Linked DNA regions of Homo sapiens: region 2 is linked to region 1. A link is a loop called in an ENCODE intact Hi-C map of the cell type or tissue named here. Cell type or tissue: endothelial cell of umbilical vein. All regions are shown on one strand. Links, peaks and the distances in the headings refer to the core of each region. The heading gives the core; the rest is flanking DNA.

Region 1 (2,899 bases), core at 293-2,792:
GACGGATTTAACAAGGATTAGACGCACACACATACATATGCACACGCACACACACGCCTACACACCTCCCAGCCTCTCAATGCCACTGTCTTCAGGCACCAGACTAAACTTCCTGATTTACCAGAAATCCTCTAAATCAGCTCGGAGGACATAAGGTAAGTCACTGCACAGTAAACCAGACTTCCTAGCCCGGGCCCCTCTTCCTCAGCTGTGGCTGTTTAAACAGCGACACTTAACATTTTCTAGAGGGAGGTGGAAGATCCGTAGGCAGCACTCCACCATCTGGTCTGACTGTTCTTCAGGCTTACGCCCTTGACTCCCAACCTGCACAGCCCCGACTGTCCCCCATGACACCCTCATCCCCACTGCATCTGTGAATGCTCCTCGACCACCCGCCCTGTACCTGATTCCCTCCACTCTTCAGACTGTGATTGGTTCAGCCAGTGTTCATCCTTTGCCCTCGGCGTCTCCACCTGTCTTAGGACATTTACTACTCTCTATATTATCGGTGTGCACACAGGTCTTCTCTCTCCTGACACAGGACAAGCTCCATGAAGGCAAACACCATTTCCCTTTTGGATCTCTCAGCACCCAGCCCAGAAACTCAGAGCAGACAGGCAGATATTTGGTGAATCAGTGAAAACGCCTGGCTGCAGAGATCTCACCCTCCCAGAGAACACGTAGCCGCAGAAGTGGCCTGGCAGTGGGGTGGTGCTGGCACCCACAGACCCTCTGGCTGCATCCCTCGGGCAGTCACAGAGGTGCAGACTGAACGGGCAGCCGCCGAGTGCCCTGTACACAAGGTGTCCCTGTGGGAAGCATCAGACCACTGAGTCCCCGCGTGCCTCCCATCACATCAAGGGCCAAAGACACCCAACCAAGTTTCCTCCAGGAGCGCTCTTTAGAGGGCAGATCTGGTGGTCAGTCTCTCTACACTGAAGGTATGTGGGTCTTGGATGCAGGAAGGGGAGAGAGCAACCATCCAAAAGGACTTGATTGCAAGACATGGTTAAGTCACCATGAACAAGAACTTCTCACCCTTCCAGAAAAAGAGTGGCTGGGGAGCCGCCGAGCAAGCCACTCTCCGAGCAGAAGCAGCCTGGATCTCAACGGTGTGTTCTCGCATGCCCTTGGAGGACGGCTGGTCTCCACATTCACAGCTGGATTCAGAAAATACAGCTCTCTTTTGAAAGCACACGTTTTGAAAATGCAGACAGGCTCATTTAAGAAAAACATGGAATGCTCAAACCCTGCAATTTGTGGTCCCTTATTCTCCACTTTAAATTCAAGAACAATCAGCAGCTTCCATGGCCGTAAACTGCGAGCGCAGGTCCTTCCGCTCTCTGCTCAGGCTTCCTGCTTCCTTCCTGATCATTCACTCCTCTTCTCCCATGCCCAGAGCTCCCCTCCACCCCTCCCGCAACACACACAGGTGGCCCCGAGAGCCACAGCATTCCCAACAATGGGGCCAAACAAGCCCAAACCACCCTTGAAACTGCTTCCTTTCACTTGGGATTTTCAAAACAGTAGGCTCCACATACAAATACACTCCAGACAGGGCGGTGGCTCCCAGCTGGGTGTTAAGTCACTGAAAGTCTCTGAGTATCTCTGGAGGCTGCATGGGGGAGAGAGTTCTTCCTAACTTAAAGCAAGGACAATAGAAATATGACCACTAGGAAACAAGGCTTAAAAGATGAGAGGAACCTTTAAAAGGAAATTTGTGTTGATTTAAACCAAAACATCATGAAAAATGTTAAGATTTTTTTAGAAATTAAAAAACTGCCATTTGCAGATTACAGGCTCACGCCTGTAATCCCAGCACTTTGGGAGGCTGAGGCAGGAGGATCTGCTTGAGCCCAGGAGTTCCAGGCCAGCCTGGGCAAGATGACGAGACCCTCATTTCTACAAAAATATTTTAAAAATTGGCTGGGTGTGGTGGTACGTGCCTGTGGTCCCAGCTACTTGGGAGGCTGAGGTGGGAGGTTCACTTGAGCCCAGGAGGTTGAGGCTGCAGTGCGCTGTGATCGCACCACTGCACTCCAATCTGGGCAACAGAGCAAGACCCTGTCTCAAAAAAAAGAAAAAAAAAAAGAATGACAAAGGCCCTTGCCTAAGGCCATCTAGTCAGTGGCAGAGTGGGGAGGTGACCAGATCTGCAGGACTCTGAAATGGGTGCTTTGACAATCACCCTGCACTGCCTGTACAGGGAAGATGAAGAGAGAGGCCCCAGTCTCAGCAGTGGTATAGCAACCTGCTTGGATCACAGGCCATTTTTATTCCTGGCTTTTCTGAATTTTCTAAGTTTTCTATTGTGAAAATGTATTAACAATGAGAAAACTTTCACAGTTATCTTTTAAAAACACAATGAATGAGTAAGTATATACAGATGGCTCACAAATTTATTTTAAAGACTTGGTAAATGCCCCAAATCTAATCACAGTGTCTAGTTTATATCCACAGGCCTGGACTGTAATTGAAGAAAGCAGAGATCCAATCGATTATAACCTGATTTCTGATAAAAGATATGTTGACTGAAGGATGCTGCCCTGCATAGTGTTTAGAAAAAGCCGAAGAGAGACTTCATCAGTGTTGATGCAGTTGGAGACGGGCTATGAGCCCAGCTACCCAAGCTTGACAGAAACACCCTTGAAGGACTCTCAGCTCCCTGGTGGGTTCCAGCTCTGTGCTCACTAAACGGCTTCTGATGACCTGGTCTCCTATGTAGCCTTCTCCTCCCATGGGCGGAAACATATTCGTGTCATCTGGTCAGCTTCATCTCCTGTTAATATTTTAGACCTGCCAAGCTGAGGACTAGACTCTAAAGCGCCATCAGGATTCAGAGACAGAAGATAAACCGGGTTGCATGACTGTGCCCCCAGATTAACCCCCATTAAACCCA
Region 2 (2,899 bases), core at 90-2,589, 130 kb after region 1:
GTTCCTGTCCCCTAGGCACAGAGCCCCAAGCCCTGGGCGCAGGCTGCAGCTTCCCCCTGCCTGACCCCGCCAGCCTGCGCCTCCTCACCCGGGGACTAGCAGAAGCCTGGGCCCGCGCCTGGCGCTACGACTCCGGTCTTTAGTCTTTGTTTGGAGCACGGGAGAACCTGGGACGGAGGGAGGCATGACTTCAATATTCATATCGTTGTTAAATAAACGATTTCCTAATTTGTATCTGTTTCATGCCAGCGTGAAACTTCTGTAGGCAGAGCCGGCTGCGCTGCCAGCACTTTCTTCTGCTCGTCCCCACCCACCTCTGCCTCCCCCACCCAGCCTTCCCTCGGCAGCAGCGGGGAAGAACAGCCGAGCAGACCAAACAGCCGGGGCCGCGGGTGGGAGGCTGTTCCCGCAGCTCGTGGCTGGCGTTGGAGAATGTGGAGATTTTCCCATTCATAAAAGGAACGTCTCCGCTTGCCGCCTTCCCGTCCGCCGCACACCGCCACATCCGCAGCGGGGTAGGGCTGGGTCTGGGGGCGCTGGGTTCCCAGGGGTCTACCCGGGCGCGCTCTCGCCTTTCTCAGGAAACCCCATTTTGTGAGCGGCACCGCGTGTCCTCTCTCAGTCCGTGCACACAGTTGACCTGGAGCGCGGATGAGCACCCTTGGTTGAAAGGAAGAGACAAAATGGCTTGTGGTTCAATTCATAAATAAAACCTCACCCTTGGACTTCAGGCTGCCCGACATTTTGGGACTTGGATTTTTTTGCTTTATCGTAGTTTTAGGAAGCGACTGTCAGGCCATGTTGCCTATCCATTTCTAAACGACTGGCTTTTTAGGATCCCGTTTTCACCCTTCTATGGCGGTGGGTTGGGGGTGGGGTGTGGAACTGGAGTGGCCCAGGGAGACGATGGCAGGGGCGGGGCGGGGCAGGTCGTTGTACTGATTCAAGATACAATCTCCATCCAAATAATGGATTGTTATTAACAATGATCCTCCCTGCAAAACCCTTAAAATTGCCCCTTGATTCCCTAGCAGCAAGAGGCGAGCCCTTATTCGCTGAGCTGAAGCCTCCTCCCCCCTCCTCCCCATTACTCTCTGCTCTGGAAATTACAACTCCTCGGCGCGCCGCGCGGGGAGGCAGCGGCAGCGGCGGGAGGGAGGCGGGGAGGGGATTCCCGAGCCAGCCGGACGCTCGCCCTCCGCCCGCCGGCTGCAGCGTCGCGCGGCCCAAGGTCAGAGGCGCCGCAGGAGCAGCAGCTGGGAACCAGGGAAGCGGGTCAATCCCGGCCGCAGGGAGAAAGCCCCAGGGCGCAGTCAGCCGGCGTCCACAGCCGCCCAGGAGTAGGGTGAGCGGCTGTCTCCGGGCCGGTCGGGTCCCGCCGAGGTGGCCGCGGCCCCAGCGACCCGGCGGGTGGCGGCCCAGGGGTCGGCGAGCAGGCAGCTGGAGCCCCACCTTCGGCTCCCGGGCGCTGTCCGCCGCCTCGTGGTGCTGATCCCAGCCCCACGGCTGAGCGGCCTTCGCACCTGCCTGTCTCACCTCGCTATCACCCCGATAAGGAGTTGGGCCGGGGCAGAAGGGGGGCCTCGGGGTAGCCGCCCACCGGAGCCAGGGGCTGAAGCAGCGAGCGCACAGCAGCCCGGCCGCTGGTCCTGGGGTGGAGAGGAGGCGCGCGCTGCAGCCGGCGGCGGCGCTGGTGCTGATTCATCACCTAAAGCTCCTCGCAGGCCACCGCGAGGGCAGCCGACCGGCTCCGGAATCTGGCCGCAGGTTGAAGCCGCTGGTGCGGGACCCTCGGGCAGGAGGTGAGGACCCCCTCCCTTCTCTCGCCCCTCAATCATCTTAGGGCGGTGGCTACAGGACAGAGAGAGGGGCGTGCCCCTCGGCTGTGAAGTGGGCATGCCCGTGTGATGCCCCCGCCCGTCGTCTCACCGGGGCGCACCGCGCTGGTCCTCCTCCGCCAGTCTCCCGAGCTCCGGCCATTCATCCCCAGCGCAGAGCAGCGCTGGCAGCCGGCGCCGCGATGGAGGAAGAGCTGAAGTGTCCCGTGTGCGGCTCTCTGTTTCGGGAGCCTATCATCCTGCCCTGTTCCCACAATGTCTGCCTGCCTTGCGCTCGCACCATCGCGGTGCAGACCCCGGACGGTGAGCAGCACCTGCCCCAGCCGCTCCTGCTTTCCCGGGGATCGGGGCTGCAGGCGGGCGCCGCCGCCGCTGCCTCTCTGGAGCACGACGCTGCGGCTGGCCCGGCCTGCGGCGGTGCAGGCGGGAGTGCAGCTGGCGGCCTCGGCGGCGGTGCGGGAGGTGGCGGAGACCACGCGGACAAGCTCAGCTTGTACAGCGAGACAGACAGCGGCTACGGGTCCTACACCCCGAGCCTCAAGTCCCCCAACGGGGTTCGCGTGCTGCCCATGGTGCCCGCACCACCCGGCTCCTCGGCTGCGGCGGCTCGGGGTGCCGCCTGCTCCTCGCTGTCCTCGTCTTCGAGCTCCATCACGTGCCCGCAGTGCCACCGCAGCGCATCCCTGGACCACCGCGGCCTGCGCGGCTTCCAGCGCAACCGGCTGCTCGAGGCCATCGTGCAGCGGTACCAGCAGGGCCGCGGGGCCGTGCCGGGGACGTCTGCAGCCGCGGCGGTGGCCATCTGCCAGCTGTGCGACCGCACCCCGCCAGAGCCAGCAGCCACGCTCTGCGAGCAGTGCGACGTCCTCTACTGCTCTGCCTGCCAGCTCAAGTGCCATCCATCCCGGGGACCCTTCGCCAAGCATCGCCTGGTGCAGCCGCCGCCGCCGCCGCCGCCGCCCGCCGAGGCAGCCTCCGGGCCCACTGGCACCGCCCAGGGCGCCCCCAGCGGAGGCGGCGGCTGCAAGAGCCCGGGAGGCGCGGGGGCGGGGGCGACTGGG

The links. Hi-C counts contacts between places; a loop is a spot of excess contacts. Peaks named below come from ENCODE experiments on the same cell type or tissue, not always from the same donor. Only the 100,000 strongest peaks of a DNase experiment are listed, where the experiment ranks them.
Region 2: it touches region 1 in a loop (2.4-fold over the local background); 2 of 110 quality-filtered maps call a loop at or near these places.

The regions. Positions count from the first base shown.
Region 1 is chr1:231,027,421-231,030,319 of GRCh38, forward strand. The region is part of intron 1 of FAM89A (family with sequence similarity 89 member A); the gene reads right to left. Among named protein-coding and RNA genes, the nearest start is that of MIR1182, 8.9 kb to the left of the region's middle. In endothelial cell of umbilical vein, for the core only: no CTCF peak of the experiment used is centred there; a DNase peak (open chromatin) is centred at 1,391; H3K27ac peaks cover 1,172 bases.
Region 2 is chr1:231,160,950-231,163,848 of GRCh38, forward strand. TRIM67 (tripartite motif containing 67) reads left to right here and starts at 1,109. Exons shown (of 10, transcript NM_001004342.5): 1 at 1,109-2,899. The coding sequence starts at 2,021. RefSeq lists a silencer at 1,151-1,466 and an enhancer at 1,375-2,009. In endothelial cell of umbilical vein, for the core only: no CTCF peak of the experiment used is centred there; no DNase peak of the experiment used is centred there; H3K4me3 peaks cover 651 bases; H3K27me3 peaks cover 1,709 bases.